2 separate regions of the Homo sapiens genome follow, and region 2 is linked to region 1. Evidence: chromatin loops called from intact Hi-C (ENCODE). Cell type or tissue: gastrocnemius medialis. All regions are shown on one strand. Links, peaks and the distances in the headings refer to the core of each region. The heading gives the core; the rest is flanking DNA.

Region 1 (10,588 bases), core at 3,544-8,543:
ATATTCTCATTTATAAGTGAGAGCCAAACACCGGGTACTCTGGACATAAATATGGGAACGATAGATACTGGGGACTACTGCAGGGAGTGAGGAAGAGGGCAAGGGTTGAAAAACTAACTGTTGGGTATTGTGTTCACTATCTGGGCGATGGGATCATTTGTAAACCAAACCTCATCATCATGCAATATACCCTTGTAACAACCTGCACATGTACCCCCTGAAACTAAAATAAAAGTTGAAATTATAAAAAAATTTTAATGTGATTCACCACATAAATAATTAAAAACCATCTGAATAAATGCAGAAACAACTTTTGATAAGATGTAATGTCCCTTCATGATAAAAACTCTCAAAAAACTAGGCATTATAGGAACATGTCTCAAAATAATAAGAGCCATCTATGACAGACCCACAGCCAATATCGTACTGAATGGACAAAGTTGGAGGCATTCCCCCTAAGAACTGAAACAAGACAAGGATGTCTACTCTCACCTCTCCTATTCAACATAGTACTGGAAGTCCTAGCCAGAGCAATCAGGCAAGATAAAGAAATAAATGGCACCCAAATAGAAAGAGAAGAAGTCAGATTACCTCTCTTCACTGATGATATAATCCTATATCTAAAAAAAAAAAAAACAAAAGATCCTGCCAAAAGACTCCCAGACCTAATAAACAACTTCAGTAAAGTTTCAGGATACAAAATCAATGTATAAAAATCAGTAGCACTTCTATCGCAAATGGCCCCTGTGGAAAGGAGTTTGGAGACTTTCAAAGAACTAAAAATACAATTACATTTGACTCAGCAGTCTCAATACTGGCTATATACTCAAAGAAAAATAAATCATTCTGCTTAAAAAAATACCTGCACTCATATTTATCACAGTAATATTCACAATAGCAAAGACATGAAATCAATGTAGGGGCCCATCAGTGGTGGATTGGATAAAGAAAATGTACATACACACCATGGAATATACTACATAGTTATAAAAAAGAATGAAATTTCCTTTGCGGCAACATGAAGGCAACTGGAGGCCATTATCCTTAGCAAATTAATGCAGAAACAAAAAAACAAATATCATGTTCTCACTTATAAGTGGGAACTGAACATTGGATACACACAGATATAAAGATAGAAATAATACAATGAGGACTCCAAAGGGAAGTTGGGGTGATGGAAGGTTGAAAAACTCTCTATTGGGTACTATATTTACTATTCGGGTAACAAGATCAATAGAAACACAAACCTCATCATTATGCCATGTAATAAACCTGCACATTTACCCCATGGATCTAAAATTTTTAAAAATGGTAAGAGAAACTTTGGAAATTGTGCAAATACATGGAAAGCAAACAATAACAATATGCTCCTGAATGACCATTATTGGGTCAAAAAAGAAATGGAGGAAATAAAAAATAAAATGAATGAAATCAAAATACAAAATACCAAAACCTATGAGATACAGCAAAAGCAGTGCTATGAGGAAAGCTTGGAGCCATAAATACCTACATCAAAAAATAGTAAGATTTAAAATAAACAATCTAATGATGCACCTCAGGCAACTAGAAAAACAAGACCAAACCAAACCAAAATTAGAAGAAACAAAAATAAAGATCAGAGAAGAAAGAAATAAGATACAGAAAAAAACAAAGGATAAATGGAACAAAAAGTTGTTTTTTTCAAACAAATAAAAAATTAACTACTTGCTATACTAACCAAGGAAAAAAGTGAAAAGACAAACAAAGAAAACAGAAATGAGAAAGATATTACACCTGGTACCACAGAAATAAAATAGGTCAGAGACTATTTGAACAACTATAGATAAACAAACTGGAAAACCTAAAAGAAATGGATAAATTCCTAGACACATACAGTCTACCAAGACTGAATAAAAAAAATTAGAAAACCCAAATAGACCAACAACAAGTAATGAGATCAAAGCAGTAAAAAAAATTTCTCTAACAAAGAAAAGTCCAGGACCAGATGGCTTCACTGCTGAATTCTACCGAATTCAAAGAAAAACTAACACCAATTCTCCTCAAACTATTTCAAACATTGGAGAGGAAACAATTCTTTCTAATTCATTCTACAAGGCCAGAATTACCCTCAGGCTAAAATCAGATAAGAATGTAAAACAACCACTAAAAAAAACTGTAGGCTAATAGCCCTGATGAACATAGATGCACAATGCAAAAATCCTCAACAAAATACTAGCAAGGCAAATCCAACAGCACATCAAAAAAATAATACACCATGATCCCAGGTATTTATCCCAGTGATTCATGGGTTGCTCAACATATGCAAATCAATCAGTGTGACACCTCACATCAACAGAATGAAGAATAAAAACCATACAATTATTTCAATGAATGCAGAGAAAGTATTTGATAAATTTCAACATCCCTTCATGATAAAAACCTCAACAAAATAGGCATAGAAAAGATGTACCTCAACATAATGGAAGGCACATATGACAAACCCACAGCTAAGATCATACTAAATGAAGAAAAGGTGAAAGCCTTCCCTCTAAGAACTATAATAAAACAAGAATGCCCACTTTCACCACTCCTATTCAACATAGTACTAGAAATCCTCGTCAGAACAATCAGGCAAGAGAAAGAAATAAAAGGCACCCAAATTGGAAACGAGGAAGTGAAATTCTCTCTTTACCAATAATATAATTTTATGTCTAGGAAAACCTAAAGACTTCACCAAAAACGTTTTAGACCTCATAAATTCAATAAAGTTTCAGGATACAAAATCAATTTCAAAAATCAGTAGCATTTGTATACACAATAATGAAGTAGCTGAGAAAGAAATTAAGAATGCAATACCACTTATAATAGCTACAAGAAGATAATGAAATACCTAGGAATAAATTTAACTAAGATAAAAGACCTGTACAAGGAAAACTATAAAGTACTGGTGAAATAAATTGAAGAGAACACAAAAAAATGGAAATACATTTCATGCTCATGGATCAGAAGAATTAATATTGTTAAAATGGCCATGCTGCCCAAAGCAATCAACAGTTTCAATGGAATCCCTATCAAAATACCAATGTCATTTTTCACAGAATTAGAAAAAACAATCCTAAAATTTTCATGGGGCCAAGTAAGAGCCCAAAAACCAAAGCAACATGAACAAAAAGAACAAAGCTAGGGGCATCACCTTACCTGATTTTAATATATATTACAAGACTTTAACTAAAACAGCATAGTATTAGTATAAAAACAGTTACATAGACTAATGGAATAGAATGGAGAATCCAGGCCAGGTGCGATGGCTCATGCCTGTAATCCCAGAACTTTGGGAACCCGAGGCAGGCAGATCACTTAAGGCCAGGAGTTTGAGCTCAGTCTGGCCAACGTGGCAAAAACCCGTCTCTACTAAAAATACAAAAAATTAGCCAGGCATGGTGGTATGCACCTGTAATCCCAGCTACTCAGGAGGGAGAGGCAGGAGAATCGCTTAAACCTATGAGACGAAGGTTGCAGTGAGCTGAGATTTGCCTCTGTACTCCAGCCTGGGCAACAGAGCAAGACTCTCTCTCAGGAAAGAAAAAAAAAAATAGAGAATCCAGAAATAAATCCATGTATTTACAGCCTACTGATTTTTGACAAATGTGCCAAGAACATCCATTGGGGAAATGACAGTATCTTCAATTAATGGTGATGGGAAATTTGGATATCTACATGCAGAAGAATATAGGTATCTTCTATCTAAGCCCCTATCTTCACTACATCACATATTAATTCAAGGTACATTATAGACTTAAACACTTAAAACTATAAAACTACTAGAAGAAAACAGAGGGAAAACTCTTCAGTACATTGGTCCGGGCAAAGATCTTACACCTAAGACCTCAAAATCACAGGCAACAAAAACTAAAATAGACAAATGGTAGCATATTAAACCAAAAAGCTTCTGCATATCAAAAGAAACAACCAAGAGAGTGAAAAGACAACCTGTAAAATGGGAGAAAATATTTGTAAGCTATTCATCCAACAAGGCATTAATATCCAGAATATCAAGGAACTCAAACAATTCAACAACCAAAAAAAACCCCACAAATAATCATATTAAAAAGTGGGCAAAGGATATGAACAGATATTTCTGAAAGTAAGGCACACAAATGGCCATATACAAATGGTATATGAAAAAATACCCAACATCACTATGCATCAGAGAAATGCAAATGGAAACCACAATGAGATATCATCTTACTCCAGTTAGAATGGCTGTCATTAAAAAGATGAAAAATATCAGATTCTGGTGAGAATGCAGAGAAAAGGAAACTCTTAAACACTGTTGATGGGAAGGTAAATTAGTACAACCACTATGAAAAATAGTATGACGATTTCTTTAAAAACCAAAAAATAGAACTACCATACAATCCAGCAATCCTACTTCTGAGTATTTATCCAAAGGAAAAAGAAATCAGTACATGAATATGTGCACTTGCATGTTTATCTGAGCCCTTGTCACAATGGCAATAGGACAATAGCACTATCCAAACATCCATTTCTCTGTTGATAGACACTTAGGTAGAATCAATTCAGTAAACAATATAACCATGAGCACTGTCTCATGGAATTTATAGTCTAAGTGAGGACAATAATCAATAAATGATTCAATTATTATAAGCTATGAGTCCACCAAATGAAGTATTGCAATATGGGATGAGAGGAGTGGAACCTACTTTAGATAGGGTGATAAGTAAGACCCTTCTGAAGAGAGGACTTACTTCTAAGGTAAGACTTGAAAGGGAATAAAAACATTCATTCAAAGAAAGATTAGAAGAACAATTCAGGAAGAAAGAACAGCATATCATACTAAAGAATGAACTGAAGAAGGCCAGAATGTCTGTAGTCCAATATGTGAGGGGGAGAGTGGCAGGAGATGTTGCGGGAGCTCATCCATTTTTCATCAATATTCTAGGAAACATAAATCACTGGGAGAGGACACACTATGAAAATAACTCTACTCACACACCAGTCTGCTTTAGATAGGCCCTCTCCTTTACACCTAAATAAATATTTACAATTTGAGGGAAGAAATGGAATCAGCCTAAGCATAAGACATGAGGACTCAGAACTTGTTGGTTCCTCATCCTCCAAGCTCCAACCACAAGTTGTTTCTCCCTTTGCCAAGATATCTGGAATTTCCAGACTTGCAATATTAATGCACAGCCCTGTACATGGTCTTATATACCTATGATGACAGCCCAGTCATGAAGCTAGAGAAATGCAAAATAAGAAATTTTGCTAAAATTCTTTAGCAAAAGCTAAAGAATATGAAGACTAAATCTGAGGGAAACCCTAAGGTATATTGGATTTAACCATTATTGAAGACATAAAAAGGTTTAGTCAGAAAGTTTCTGGTGCTTCTCAAGGAATTAGTGACAGCTTTAGAGTGTGAAGACCACATTTCTTGAGTGTTCAGACTTAAAATTCTGTCTTTGTGTAAGACCTTTCAGACTCTGTTTGCTGAAGAAAGAGACTGAAATGTAAGACCTAGAAGTCATATTGTAACATTGCAGGCTAACCAGGTGTTGAGAGACCCCTTGCTATTTATTTAGCCATGTTGTAATGCCCTTTCCAATCCCAAATTCATTCTTGCTTCTAGAAGATTATTGAAGTGGGACTTGCGAGACATATAGTCTCTTTCAACAAACAGCAATATAATTCTTCCTTTACACATTCCAGGGAAGAAAAAAAAAATATCCTTTCCAGCTGGTACACAGGCTGTGATGCACTGGAACTACCTGAATCCTAACCGCCAAAAGGGCACCAGGGAGGATTTTAATATATGCAGTACGAGTGTGTCAAAAACAGCATCTTACGAGAGATTTAATCTGTTCATTTGAAAGAGTGCGGTACAAATGGTCCCGTGGGGCTCACCTCCAGGGCCGCCAACGATTTCACACTTGATGAGAATCAATATGTGTGCTTGGTCTTGACTACAAATATTTCATTAGAAGCTGAGAAAAGGGCCCCTGCTACCCCATTTTGCTTTCTTCCCGGCTTTACTGGTCCCAATTTCTTCCACGTCAGAAATGCCCATCACATTTCATATAAAAGAATGTATCCAGCAAATTAAAAAGCTAGAGACCTCAAGTTGAAATTAATACTTACAGGGTAACAGGTGTCTCACATTTTAAAAATCCTGGCACTGGTTTACAGCAGCATAAGAGTGCCCTTTGTGCTGTTTCCTCCTCTAGCAGAACTGCTCCAAACACAAGGACTGAGGCCGCCAGTCTCTCAAGAATGCCTAACGTGCCATAGGGTGGCCTCCTGGAGACATGAATACTCTCTTGGGCCCGAATTAGAAAACCTTGACCAGGACAAGTAGAAGCAAATGCACTGTCAGCCATGGGCTATTCTTATCCCTGCAGTTGTTGCCCATCTTCAAAATGGAGACAGCGAGACTCATGCTGTCTGAAGACCCTAAGACAGGCTTGACACAGGGTCCCTCTGTTTTTTTTATCCCACCCAATGTCATTCATTTTACTTTGGAAGGCAGTATTATTTCTTCTCCCTATCAAACTTTGTATTAAAGCATAACATACATTTGGAAAAATGCAGAAATCTTAAGTGTACAACTTGATGAATTATCACAAAGTGAACAAATTCATGTAACCACCAGCTCCTTCAACAAATTCATGTAAACACCAGCTCCTTCACTACCTGACCTTCCTCTCCACTACCCAACACTCCTCTCTACTACTATCCTGTCTTCGAATACCATCAGGTAGTTTCTCTTGGTCTTGAACTTTATATAAATGGAACCATAACACTGTGTGACACTGATCTATCTTATTACATGTACCTGTAGTTTGTTCATTCTTATTGCTGTGTAGTGTTCCATCACAAGGATATATGATATTCTATCCATTTTATTGCTAATGGGCATTTGGGTTGTTTCCAGTTTTGTGCAATTATGAATATCATTGCTAAAAATGTTTATGTACATTTTTTTTGAGACAGAGTCTTGCTCTTGTTGCCCAGGCTGGAGTGCAATGGTGTGATCTCAGCTCACTGTGACTTCTGCCTCCCGGGTTCAAGCAATTCTCCTGCCTCAGCCTCCCAAGTAGCTGGGATTATAGGTGCCCACCACCACACCTCGCTAAATTTTTGTATTTTTAATAGAGACAGGGTTTTGCCATGTTGGTCAGGCTGACCTCGAACTCCTGACCTCAGGTGATCCACCCACCTCAGCCTCCCAAAGTGCTGGGATTACAGGCGTGAGCCACCGTGCCCAACCTATGTACATCTTTATGCATATACATACACATTTGTGGGGGACACATGACTATGAGTGAAATTGTTGGCTTTTAAGATATGCACATGTTTAGTATTTATTCTTGGCCTTTTTGTCCTGGAGGGTGCTTTCCACTTAATTTCCCAGAAAAATATCAGCTGCCAAAATCTCTTTTGCCAGTTTGTTCTTGGAACTATGCTAAATATTGTAGGATGATGGTGAGTTAATGGGCAGTCATTGCCCTTGGACATTTATGCTCTCAATTCCTTCTCAGGAGGCAACCAAGAAGGATTTCTGATCAATAGTCTGACCATTCGGTTACTGTTTTCTTACTGCCACAGCCCCTTTTCTTGAGGTAGTCTCTGCATCGTGTGCCCTTTCTTGCCATGGTCTGGGATTTTCTGTCCCTTTCATACTCCCTCTCTCTTGCCAGAATCACATACTACAGCATCAGAATTACCCAGTGAAGCAATCTCTGAGCAATTTTAATCACTATAAATGTCCTTCCTTGAGAAATCCTACACCCCCACCTCCAGGGGAAGCAGCATGTTAACCATGTAAAGAATCACGCTGACTCAATTTCTACATGACTTACTATCTGCTTCATAAAACAAGATTCCGGAGCACTGGTTCCAGCTTGGCCCTGGATATATCATGACCTCTAACAAGGTAACTCTGAGAGCAAAAGAAGAAAAATACCAGTCTTCACTTACACAAGTATTGGATTTATTAACTGTTAAAGAAACAATACTAGTTAAAAACTTAGTGACGAAAGGAGTGTAAACATTTTAAAAAATCATCTTTATTATCCAGTCCCAGTCCTTTATCAAGTTTGCACTTAAACACCCATTTATTCTTAAAAGGAAACAGTTTACATTTTAAAATATTTTTGGAGTACCTCATAATCCCCAGTTAGAAAGTTATTTATTTTTAACCGAAAATTATTTCACTCATCCCTGTTAGTTTCATATAAAGAACAGCTGACGACTATTCTCTTAATAGCAACATTTTATTAATTAAAATTGCTTTTAAGCCACCTTTTTCTTCCTTCAACTAAGTACTGCCAAAGCCATTAACTTTTCAGAATGGGTTCTAATAGTCAATTTTGTTCATCCTCATTCTCTCTTCTAACTATTCAAATATTCAAATTCTTTCTCTTGCTCAGATTTTGGGGCTCCAAACTGTCTTGAATCATTTAAGTATATCTGCCAACACCAAAACCCGTAACATTCTTTCATTCATTTATTCATCCATTCCATTAAAAAAATGTTTTCAGCTTACTGTGAGTTGGGAGCTGGAGAGTCATTGGAGAACAAGAAAGATGAGTCCCTGATCTGATAAAGCTCACTTCCTAAATGTATTAGAAAACAAATAAAAATTCAAAAATTATAAAGTCCATGAGAATAATAAAAACAGATGCTAGACTAAGTAATAACCAGAGGAGGGGTTACTTAATATAGCATGATTCCATTAGGTCTTTCAGAGAAAGTAACATCTGGATTAAAATCGAAGTGATCTTAGGTAGTAGCCATGAAAGAATATATAGAAAAAGTGTTCTGAGAAAATAGTACAGCAATGTCAGGCCCTTAGGAGAGAAGGTCAGAATGGCCAGAATATAACCAAAAAGGTGGAGAGAACTCTGAGAGGAGTTCAGGGAGACAGGTGGAGACTAGATCAAATCCAGCCTTGTTGGCCATTGTTAGGAGTTCATCTTGTAAGTTCCAAATGTGATGATTCCATTAATGAATAATGACATACATAAACTTTTCTCAGATAAGTGCTAGGCTTATGATCAGTTATTGTGCATTCTTCCAATTTGTGATTTACAGTATACCCAAGATCTCCCTGCCTTTGGCATTGCTAACATTCCAGTAATTCTTTTGCTTCTTTGAGGCCCTCTTCTTCTGAAACATAACCTTCAGTTGGATCTTTTTTTTAAAATTTATTTTTGAGACAGAGTCTCACCCTGTCACCCAGGATGGAGTACAATGGTGCAATCTCAGCTCACTGCAACCTCTGCTTCCTGGGTTCAAATGATTCTCCTGCCTCAGCCTCCAAAGTAGCTGGGATTACAGGCACCTGCCACCACGCCCAACTAATTTTTCATATTTTAGTAGAAACAGGGTTTCACCATGTTAGCCAGGCTGGTCTCAAACTCCTGACCTCATGATCCACCTGCCTTGGCCTCCTAAAGTGCTGGGATTACAGGCATAAGCCACTGTGCCTGGCTGGATCATTTTTTTTTAACAAGGCAAAATTTAATTCTACTACAACTGAATAGCTGAGGTGTGATCCTTGTTGTTTTTCACATGTCATTATCCTTCCCTTAGTCATTAGGAAGCAGTAGGGTTTAGATTTCATTAAAACCGGGTTCTACTTCTGTTTTTGACACTTTTTTTTGTTTTATGGGTGTTTTTGTTTGTTTTTTGAGACAGGGTCTCACTCTGTTGCCCAGGCTAGACTGCAGTGGAACAATCGTGACTCACTGCAGCCTCCAACTCCTAAGCTCAAGCGATCCTCTTGCCTCAGCCTCCCTTCAAGTAGCTGGGACTATGGGTGTGCACACCACGGCTGGCTTGTTTTTAACACTTTTACTGTGGGTAACTAGCATGTAACTTTACCTCTGAGTCTTTTTATCCATAAAGTGAAATAATACCTACCTCAGAATTGTTGTGGGGATTAAAGGACATGGAATACGTTAACCCTCAACAGATGGCCACTAATAATATACTTTTCAAAAAGCAAAAACCATAGAACTTTGCAGTAAAAATGAGATGCTGGGATCTTACCCTATCCATTCCTCTAATTTTGTATTTAAGCCTCTCTGAAGCTAAAATAATTGTCAGTAGTCACACAGCTAGTAGCTAGACGTAAACCAGATCTCACTAAATCAATATACTAATAGAAAAATAATTCAACCACCTACTATTTGCTTTAGCTTTGAGGTTGGGCTTTATGAACTCCATAATTATTCTCTGAATCAATCACAAATGCAGCCTGATTCTTGAGGCAAGTTGAAATTGGAAAAATGTGTGGTCTAATAAATGCTACTTATTAGGGCTTGGGAGATTCAGAACCATGAACTCTACTTTTTACTCAATTTGTTAAGGGGGAAAAAGCCAATAAGAAGACATAGTTTCTATATAGATCTCATCCACCAAATGTGGATTGTGACTTACAGACAGCTCAGGGGAGGAAATAAACCTTAGCTGACCGAAGAACTTTGGTAAGCAAATTATTGGAGATAGTGGATGTGTCAACTTAGGGCCCAAATCTAGAGGAGGAACTGTGGTGTCGTTAAATAATGTGAAAGCCACTTACTTC
Region 2 (10,588 bases), core at 3,200-8,199, 68 kb before region 1:
TCCATCTAGCTAAATTAGAATGATTAGGGTCATTTAGACAGAGGAAGTTTAATTTGTATGAATCTAGAAATTTTATACAAACTGGAATACCTAAGTATTTAATCTCCCCTGAAGTTCAATTTAAAATTGAAAGAGACTATTGCACAGATCCATAATGAGATGAGACATATTAGAAATTAATTTAACTATTACCGTACTGCGAGCATGTGGCCCAAGAAATCAAAGACTATTTCACTTGCAGTTTGTACATAATAGGAGAAAATGTTCTGCTATAATTCATTAATCATTGTTTTATTTTATGAACTCCTTAAATGGACACTTGAGTATCCAAAGTAAACTTGATATTTTTTCTATTGCTTTTTAAAAATTCTCCTACAAAACTATGTTATGCAGTGAACGTCAACAGAGTTCAATCCTAACCTTACCTTCTACAGTGGAGGTTCTTCACCTTTCTGGTGTCATGGACCACTTCAAGATCCCCTTAAAAGATATGGATCCACTCTCAGAATAATGTTTTAAATATATAAAATAGCACACATAGGATTCTGTGTTAAATATGTAAACAACACTTATAGAGAAAGCAACTGATTTTGAAATACAGATATCAAAATATTTCAAAATGTGTGATATAATAGTGTATGTGCTCCTTTATTAGCACATCTAATAACTATTGTAATTTTGAAATAATTGTAAGCAGAAATAACTGCTATAATACAGTATAAAAATATAGATGATTTCTATCAATGACAAAAAGTTATCAGGTACCCCCAATACAATTGTATTTGTTGCCTATATCAGTAATTAATTGAAGGAAATACTTCAGTTATAACTTGGTGAAAATTAATATGTGATTGTTTTCCATCCATGTTCATAGGCCACCAAATCTTTTCAATGACCATCAAGAGTTGGTTAAGAACCCTGGTTCTAGATTTCAGTTGATGGGTATGATGTAATTAAGAAGACTAAGGATGGTCACTATAATAGCTGACATCTGTTGACAGTAAATAATACTGTCTACAGACTACAAATGGGGATTGGCAATTCTTCAGGTAGACCAATTAACAGCCCACACAGAAAAGAAGACTTAATTACCAGTCTGGATCACAGCAGAACTGCCAAATCTGTTTCACTTGATGCCATGTTGCCAGACCACTAGGCCATCCTAAACTTGTGTGAGAATCCTGATTCAAATTACCTGGTTTCAATAAGTGATCAGAGTTCCTAAATCTTTTAGCTAATTCCATATCTTAAGATAATCTCTTATTTAAAATAAACTTTCACCTGTAATATAACAGTAATAGATCTTGAAGTGTTCTTGGAAACTCTTTATTACCTCCTTTAGTGTAAAGATCATAATACCTTCCTTGAAAATGTTGTGTTTCTCTCAACATTTATTCAGTGCCTATTCTAGACTGGGTGCTGTGAGGACTGAGAGCTGGAGAACCAAGACTAAAGAAGAACTTGGAACTGTCCTGCTTCTAGAGAACTCAAGAACTACTGGGTGAATGAGTAAATTACTAAATCCAACACCAAGTTGTAATTTTCATAGTAAGCTATGTATCAAGTACTATTGGGCCCCAGAGGAATAACAAGCCTTCTCAAGTTGGAAGAATAGGAAAGAGGGGAGCCAGAATAGTAATCTGCAAAATGTAGAAAAACGTAGGAGACAAAGATGAACAGGCAGAACTGTTGGGAAATTACTATATGCAGAGGTCATGCAAGACATGAAAAAGAACAGCATGTTTGAGAAAAAAAGTAGAGAGATGGGAGGTACAAAGACCTAGTTGTTAAAAGGTCTTAAGTTTCTCGTTAAGCTGTTTGGACATTATCTTGTTGGTCAGTAGTTACCTGAAGCAGCATCATCAGCATCACGTGGAAACTTGCAGGAAGTACACATTCTCAGACTACATCCCAGACCTACTAGCATGGAAATCTGGCAGTGGACCCTAGCAAGCTATATTTTAATAGCCCTCCAGATGATTCTCTTACACAAAAAGTTTGAGAACCACCACTATTAATATGAGAGAACTATATCGCCAATGATAGGCTCAGAAAAACCATCAAAATGTAGAAAAACCATCCTCTTCTAGCTTTAGGAGTAAGCAATGAGGTTGGATCTGCAAATGGAATGATTATTTATGCATCCATGTGGAAGATGAGTTGAAGGAAAGAGAGAATGAAATCAGGAAGACCATCAGGAGGCTGTGACATGGGCCAGGGAAGGACCAAAACCAGTGAAGTGGCAGTGAAGATGAGCAGAGGGGACAGACTTGTGAGAGGATTCACAGATGCAGCCAGTTAGACATGGGAAATAAGGGAAGAGAAATGTCAGAAATAACTTCTTTCTTGAGCAATGTCCTTGAAAAGCTTGCTTGAATGTCCTGGAGGCTTATGCCTGGCCTTTGATAATGTGGCCAGAACTCATATTCAAGGTTCCTTTACAATTTCAGTTTAGAAAAAGTATACACAGACCCGCTCCTAGTGAATGATAATGCATATATTTATTAGTTTCAGGAAATAAACCATTGAAGGCCCAGAACTTTAGGAAAAAAGAGAAGAACACACCAATCACGAAGACCTAATATCAGGCTTCCTGGAAAACTGATTGATTCCAGAGCTGGGGAAGGGAAAATATAAGATGAGCTTAGAACACTTTTGGTGCCACAAAGTAAAGAAATGCTCAAAAAAAGGATGAAGGCATGTTGAAATGATAACAGGAGCCAGCCTAAAGTAGCTTTGAAAGACCGAAGTTGAAACAATTTAGCAAGAAAATAAGTAATGATATTGGATTATGAGCTAGGAGTACAACATCATTTCTGTAGTATTTGTGCCAAAAATGCATAGCCTCGATCTATTCATAAGAAAACATAAGACAACAGAAATTGATAAATATTCTACAAAATACTTAAGCAGGATTTTTTTTTTTTTTTTTTTTTAAGACAGCGTGCAATGGCGCCATCTCGGCTCATTGCTAGGTTGGGACTGAGGTTAGAGGAACATTCCTTCATTCCTTCAGGGCTGGAGAATCTCCTCCAGGCAGGTATGTGTTCAGAACACTCGAGGCCTGAAGACTTTTGCATTGACTGCAGTGTGTCACCATTTCACAGCAACTCCAGGCTGAAACCAAATCCACTATTAGTTCATCCTCCACCAATCTGGAGGCAAGTAGCTGGGATTACAGGTGCCCGCCACCACACCCAGCTAATTTTTGTATTTTTAGTAGAGACGGGGTTTTGCCATGTTGGCTGGGCTGGTCTCGAACTCTTGATCTCAGGTGATCTGCCTGCCTCAGCCTACCAAAGTGCTGGGATTACAGGTGTGAGCCACTGTGCCCAGCCTGCAGGACTCTTTAAAAGTGTCATGGTCGGCTGGGCGTGGTGGCTCATGCCTGTAATCCCAGGTGGGCTGATCATGAGGTCAGTATATCGAGATCATCCTGGCTAACACGATGAAACCCTGTCTCTACTAAAAATACAAAAAAAAATCCGGGCGTGGTGGCACATGCCAGTAGTCCCAGCTACTCGGGAGGCTGAGACAGGGGAATCGCTTGAACCCGGGAGGCGGAGATTGCAGTGAGCCGAGACTGCACCACTGCAGTGGATGACAGAGCGAGACTCTGTCTCAAAGAAAATAAAAGTGTCAAGGTCATGAAAGTTGAGGGGAGATTGAGGGACTTACAAATAGGAAGAGACTGAGGAGACATGACTACTGAATGCAGTGTGGGATCCTGATTTGGATCCTGAAACAGAAATGGATTCATGGTGAAAATTTGGTTAAAAACCTGGTAAGATTTGAATAAAGTCTGTAATTTAGTTAATGGTATTCTAAGAATGCTTATTTCCTGGTATCAACAAATGTACATTGTAAGGTGTTAACATAAGGGGAAGGTGAGTGAAGTATGGGCACTTTACGTAACATTTTTGCAACTTTTCTGTAGGTCTAAGTTTAATTCACAATAAAATTTTAAATAAAAAAAGTGTTTCCATTTGAATCCTTTTGCTAGTAGAACTGTTTCACGTGGATAAACAATACCAAGTAGCTATTTTCTTGTAGGTCTAATGGCTGTAAGTCACTGTAATTTACTTGGGTATGCAAACCATGTCTTATATGTCTTGAATCCCTAAAGAATTTAGTCAGAGGCAGATTTATGTGAAGCTTCATAAACCTTAACTTTCAGGGCTGTTCACTTGCACAGGCCCCACTTAGTGTGGCACATTGCTGGAAGCTACAGAATATTCTGTCTAGGTAAGGAGGGGAAGCCAGGTTTCAATCAAAAGCATTTCTATGTAAACAATTCAGATAAATTACTTAAAGGGAGCTCAGAAAAAAAAGAGACTTGAATCTCTAAGACTCTGGTAACTTGCTGTGATTTCTTTTCTCATTCTAGAAATATTCACTCTTAAATATTCACTTCATACCTAATTTTTTATATAGATAGATAGATATAGGTATAGTAAAGAGGGCCCTCTGAATCAAGAGATTCTGGCCCAACAAACCTGGATAAGCTTCTAAGCTTCTGTACCTAGCATAGGTGTTCCATAAACATTTCAATTAAGTTACTTGAAAAATCATCTACACATCTGTAAAATGGAGTTCATAATATTGGCCAGTCACTAAACAGCAGAATTGGAAGTGCTAATTTTGGGAATTTTTTATAATAATTATCTATACATCATTTTCAACTTTTAAAGGTATTTTTACACTTATACTCATAGCATGTTAGTATTTTCAAGATCCTTAGAGATCTTCCAGACGTTTTCTGTGTGCAAATGAATGAATAGTCAGTCCCAGAGAGGTTGAGTAATTCATAATTCAAGGACACACAACTAGTGGTGAGATTGATTGAGGACTGGGGCACAGGCATATTGATTTTGAAGACGGTTAGAGAAGGGTTATCAGAATTTCTATATGTTGCCTGAACACAAAGACTTCAAAGTTTTTCTCCTACTGATAATTCCTATCCCAGACCGCAGAACAGCATAAGATAGCTTTGTCCCTCTTGGCACCCTCCACAGCAACATAGTGCAATTTTAAGAGACAATTATTCCATATTAAACTAGCCTTGTGTGCATTAACCAATTTCTAGGCAGAATTCTTAAGTCCAAGCAACTATGCTTCTGCATTAAAAAAATAAAGCATAATAATATAGAATAGGAGTTGGAGTTGGGTTGGGACTGAGGTTAGAGGAACATTCCTTCAGGGCTGGGGAATCTCCTCCAGGCAGGTATGTGTTCAGAACACTTGATGCCTAAAGACTTTTGCAGTGACTGCAGTCTGTCACCGTTTTGTAGCGACTCCAGGCTGAAACCAAATCCACTATTAGGTCATCCCCCATCATTCTGGAGGCAAGCCTAGAAATAGTTCCACTGCTGCCTTAATAGCATTTGGGATAGGAGCAAATGTTCTACATGGTGGCGCCTGTTGGAGCTAATCAGATAAATTAAGGAGTTGAGCATGTTTCCACCATTTGGTTTAGTTTTATTTTAGTCTCCAAGTCCCTTTGCTCCTTTTTAAGGCCTGGCACTTTCTCAATGGTGAAGGCTACACTGCCTTATCACTGAGAGAAGCTTCCTCAAGTAGAAGCACCACATGCCATATTCGTCCTAAGGGACACTGAGTGTCCAGCAAACCAACAGTGCAGCTGTTCTGTAACATTACAGAGGCCACCTCTTCGTCTCAGCATGCTTAAAATCATCTCCCTTCAGAAATAAATTAATGAAGTCTGCCAGAGAGAGTACACTAGTTTATTTGTTAGAGTGGAAAAGATCTTTTTTAAGATCAGGGTGTAAAGCTTGGATAAATAGGCTTTGGTTTTGTTTCCAGAAACAAAATAAGGTGTAGAGTTAAATAATGAGACCTAATTTTATCTTTGAAGAGAGTGACTACTCAAATCACAAATTTTCTGCCATTGCAGTTCTATTCAGTTAAGGCATATTATCTTGCTGGTATTCTACTGTTTTTACCTATAAAAACTTCAATTTTATATGGTTCAAACAAATATTTATTTATATTTCCAGATAATCGATTCAGCTCTCTTTTTTTAACTTCCCTGTGAATCTATCCCTTGACATTCCTAGTGGCAGGTGAAATCCCATGACCACAGTAACTGCAAATGACATCATCATGGGGTTACTAGGAAGCCTCTCTTATAGTTGATTTGCTGCTGACATGAAACAGTTTTCTTCACAAGTTCATGTATTGCCCTCAAAAATATAACAAATAAAATATAGGCAGATGAATTAGCAGAAACAGAAAAAGAGGACAAGCACCATTGTAACGAGGTTTGTCAGCCACCTTTTGCTATCTGCTTAACTAGCTGTAAACCACGCACTAGAGCTATTGCCTGGAGAAAATTTATGCCAATCAAATTATTTTGCCAATTATTTATCTGTCAAAAACTCTTTAGATCATGGGGAAGTTGAAATTTTCACCTGGAGAAAGGAATAAACTATTCAGAACTGATGCGCAATGCCTGGTTACTAGCAACATAAAAAAGCTCAATATAACTATGTAGCCATACAAGTTAGCACAGAATTAATGAATACAAGTTTGTCCCTCACCAATGAGCTAACTTTGGAAATATCTCCATATAGTCTCTATTTTAGCCTATTAAATAGAATCACTTTTCCACACCTACTTGTAATTCCTCATGTGACTACAGCCTTTTAAGCTGTGTTTCCACACAAATATCCTGTACCAGTCCAAGCTCTTACAAGGAGTGCTTGCAACGGGTGCTGGCTTTGTCTTATTAGCATTGCATTCATGTGTCAGGCATTGCACTTAGTAGGCAGTCAGTAAATATTTATTGAATTAATTAATGCTAAAAAAAGCATTGTTTTTTACAAAGTGCTTACAAAATTAGTGACCTGTTTTTATTAACTCCTGTGCTTACTCATTAAAGAATGTTGTAAACATTTTTGTCTTTTTACAGGAATTTACAACTGAGGAAACTGTATTTGTGTGATTGAGTGGTTTATTTTAGCTCATACAATGTACCAAAAGTTGATCTGTTGTCTTTGTTCCCATTCAGGACTCTACCCATCTTCCATAAACACTAACACTTCTTGATAGAATGACCATATAATTTATCTTCCAAACAAAAAAAAACTTGACAGTGAAAGGGGAAGACTAACTAAGCATGACCAAGAGGCACAAATCAGGATATTCCCAGGATAGGTGGTCACCCAACTTCTTGATACCCTACTACGTGCCTGCCATTAGGCTAAGTCGTGAGGAAAAAAGAGCGAATATGTCTGCCTTTATAGTTGACAGGATGGTAGAGTCCTGGGTGAAAGGCACCAGCACAAAGTCAATTCCCATTTTCACTTCATTCACCTCCAAAAGTCCCATTTCCTCTACCAGATGTTTTCATTCTAGATAGGAAGGCTGAAAAACACTGTGCTTTCTGATCATGCTTAATTCCCACCTGGTGAAGTCTTTATTAATCTTTGAAATCTTTGACCCAATCTATTCAAAGATATTAACTGCTGATAAAAGGAAACACGAATTAGAAAGTAAACTTCTAAAACAAATCCATTTATTCAGTAATTTAAAAAGTAAAAAGATAGATTCTAAGACAAAAATAAAGTCATTTTTCTAATTTACCTTTTTATTAAGGTGTCACTGACACAGTGTGCACAGTGAATTTTTACTGCCTCCTAGAGCAAGATGTAGAACAGTCTTGATACCTCAGAAGGCCTCACTGTGACTGCTTGGGAAGCCGTTGTGAATGATTTCCAGATAAAGTTGCTATTCAAAACTTACTGTCATGTTTTACATTTGGGCTCAGGCCCTTTGAATCCATAGGCTCCTGCAAAGCCTGTAGCAGCAGGGACTGGTAGTGTCTTGCCATGACTCCAAAGAAGATAGGTAAGAAATCGAATGGGAAAGGAGCTAAAACTGCAAGACAGGAGGATAAACAAGGAGAATAGGCACTGCCCAGCTCCTTTTCTCCTCATTTTCCCCAGAAAAGATAAGCAGCTAGCCATGTGCATGTTTAACATCCTGCTCTCAATAAAATGAACAAATAAAAAGTTCAATTGCGCACTAGCAGGGAGGCAGGAAGCCAGGCACTGTGCTAGAGACTCCCTGTACCTTGTTGAACACTCACAACCACCCTATAAAGTGGAGACCAGCGTCATTGTTTGTTTTACACTTGAGTAATCTGGGGACCCAGAGATGTCAAGCAATTTACTCAAAATCATACCATTTGTAAGTATTGGAACCTGGATTCGAACCTTGTCTGCCTTTATACCACTTTTCTGCTAGAAATGCATTTGCTGTTATAATGCAAACTTATCATCTACAAAGAAAGAGATGGACTTAGTTGTTCTGGAGGTGCTTTCTAGCTTTAAAACTAGGACTTCATGAAAATAATTTTTAACTCATGGGTAAATTATACGAGAAATTTCTTAAATATGGTTTCCCTTCACATTCTTTTGAATATAACTCACAAGAAGACAAAATACAAGAATGTTTAAATATACAAAGCAACATATTATTTAAGCTTTCTAAATCAGACTCATTCTTTCCCAAGGATGTAAAATCTCCTGAGTGATTACAAACTGACATTTGATCATTGATTTTGCTGCCAGTTGGTTCACAGGTATTATACTTGTTCTTGTCAAAGATTGCTTCTACTTTTGCCCTTTTCTAGTGTTCAGGTTTATCATTTCCCCTTCCTAAAGACAAAGAGATTCCAAAATCTCCTGAGATTTCTGGAATTCACTCTGGAGAATTCTCAACTTTATAAAGGGATCAAAACAAATCTGCCATGGAGCACCTACCTGAGGAGCTCAGAGAACTCTCCAAGGATTCTTTGGGCAGATGGGCTTTTGCAGATCTTGTACGCTAAGATAGGGTGGAGAAAGGAAAGAGCTGGAGAATGGGGTGTGAATTCTCTGTCACTTTTTAAAGTAACAAGTTCCTCTAGAGAGCAACTTGGTTCCTCTAGAGAGCAACTCATTACCTTCAGAAAGACTTTCCTAAATTGTGACTTATTCTATCAATATGCTTCTCAGTATTGCAAAGTGATTTAAACCAATTTGACCTTCACAATTGTCTGGTCATTTTGGTAAATATCAGTAGCCTTTACCAATAAAAGAGAAGTTAAGAACCGTATCTCCTTGTAACCTGGCTATCAGGTTAGCACATTATCTAAGAAAGCAAATCTCAGACTAGAGTCTGTCACTCATACAAATATCAAGGGTCCAGCAATCACAAAAGCAGGCATGCAGCCTGTTCTGGGAGCTTTGTGAAGTCCATCTCACTGTCCTTTGGGCACTCGGACAACCACCTTAGGAAAAAAAAAAAGTGTCCTGAGGCAGATGTAATGGTGCTGTCACAGCAGGATCAACTTTCTGGTCAGGAAAGGCAATGGAATTTCCTGTAAAGTTGTGGAGACCATGAACAAATGGTCCTAGAAATAGAGCACCTTTCAAAGGGTGTTAGGTTATTGGTTTCTTAATATTTTTAAATTTCTTTCTAGAAGTACCCGTTCTCTATTTCTAGCCAGTCTACATGTCTTTAACATCACTCAAGTTATCATTGAAAGAATATCTCTAACTTCCCTCATGCAAGCTAATGAATTCTAGTGTAAGTTCAGAGAGCAACATTTAAAGTACTTACTGCCTCTGGGGTATCAGTTCCTGAATAGGGATTTTCAAATGCTAAAGAACCATTGAGGTAATGAGTATTTCTGCTCCTAGGATATATATTAAAATAACTTATGCATATATATCATACTCTGTATGTATTTAAAGAATGTAAGAATTTTAAATTACAAGCAATGTAGTACTTGATGTGTGTTTTGCATTATGTGGCTTGGACTATTGAGAGAGTGGTAGAAGTAAGTCTCCAAACTCTCTCCTCCTCCACCCCCATTCCCAGGAACAGAAGCTAAGATATAAGCCCTGGGAAAAATAAACTCATCAGGGACATATATATGAACCTATGTATTTTTCTAGGTCATAAATATTTAGTGGAAAGGCCCTAGGGCAAACACTTTCTTGTAGAACTCTGTTCCTCTGCAATCTCCCTTACATAGTGTTTTTTCTGTTGCCCTTCTCTTTCTCCCTTGCAGCTAGGCAGTATGGTAACTGAGGCCTGAGGCTTGGAAGTATCTCTCATCTTTTTTTTTTTTTTGAGACGGAGTTTCGCTCTTGTTGCCCAGGCTGGAGTGCAATGGTGCGATCTCAGCTCACTGCAACCTCTGCCTCCCAGGTTCAAGCAATTCTCCTGCCTCAGCCTCCTAAGTAGCTGGGATTACAGGCATGCACCACCACGCCCAGTTAATTTTGTATTTTTAGTAGAGACGGGGTTTCTCCATGCTGAGGCTGGTCTCGAACTCCTGACTATCTCTCATCTTTTAGATGTCAAACAAGACCTGATACAACCAGAAAAAGGGAAACGGGGGTTCGGGCCAGTTCTGTTTGGAAAATTAAGGGATCTTGATCTCTCTGTCTTTCTCACACTTACCTCCTTCTCTAGTAATTAAGTGAACTCCAAAGCCTCACAAGGACCTTGGCAAAAGGGAAATAGAAATAGGCCTTTTTCACTACTTCACATCCAGACATTAAGATAAAAGAGT

Evidence for each region. Hi-C counts contacts between places; a loop is a spot of excess contacts. Peaks named below come from ENCODE experiments on the same cell type or tissue, not always from the same donor. Only the 100,000 strongest peaks of a DNase experiment are listed, where the experiment ranks them.
Region 2: a loop joins it to region 1, with 3 times the contacts of the local background. A loop is called at or near these places in 5 of 110 quality-filtered maps.

Annotation. Positions count from the first base shown.
Region 1 is chr2:210,320,385-210,330,972 of GRCh38, reverse strand. It overlaps LANCL1-AS1 (LANCL1 antisense RNA 1), which reads right to left and starts at 6,261. Exons shown (of 5, transcript NR_110606.1): 1 at 6,139-6,261. In gastrocnemius medialis, for the core only: no CTCF peak of the experiment used is centred there; a DNase peak (open chromatin) is centred at 6,342; H3K4me3 peaks cover 1,020 bases; H3K27ac peaks cover 3,062 bases.
Region 2 is chr2:210,387,550-210,398,137 of GRCh38, reverse strand. The region is part of intron 1 of LANCL1-AS1 (LANCL1 antisense RNA 1); the gene reads right to left. Among named protein-coding and RNA genes, the nearest start is that of LANCL1-AS1, 68 kb to the right of the region's middle. In gastrocnemius medialis, for the core only: no CTCF peak of the experiment used is centred there; a DNase peak (open chromatin) is centred at 5,297; H3K27ac peaks cover 2,543 bases.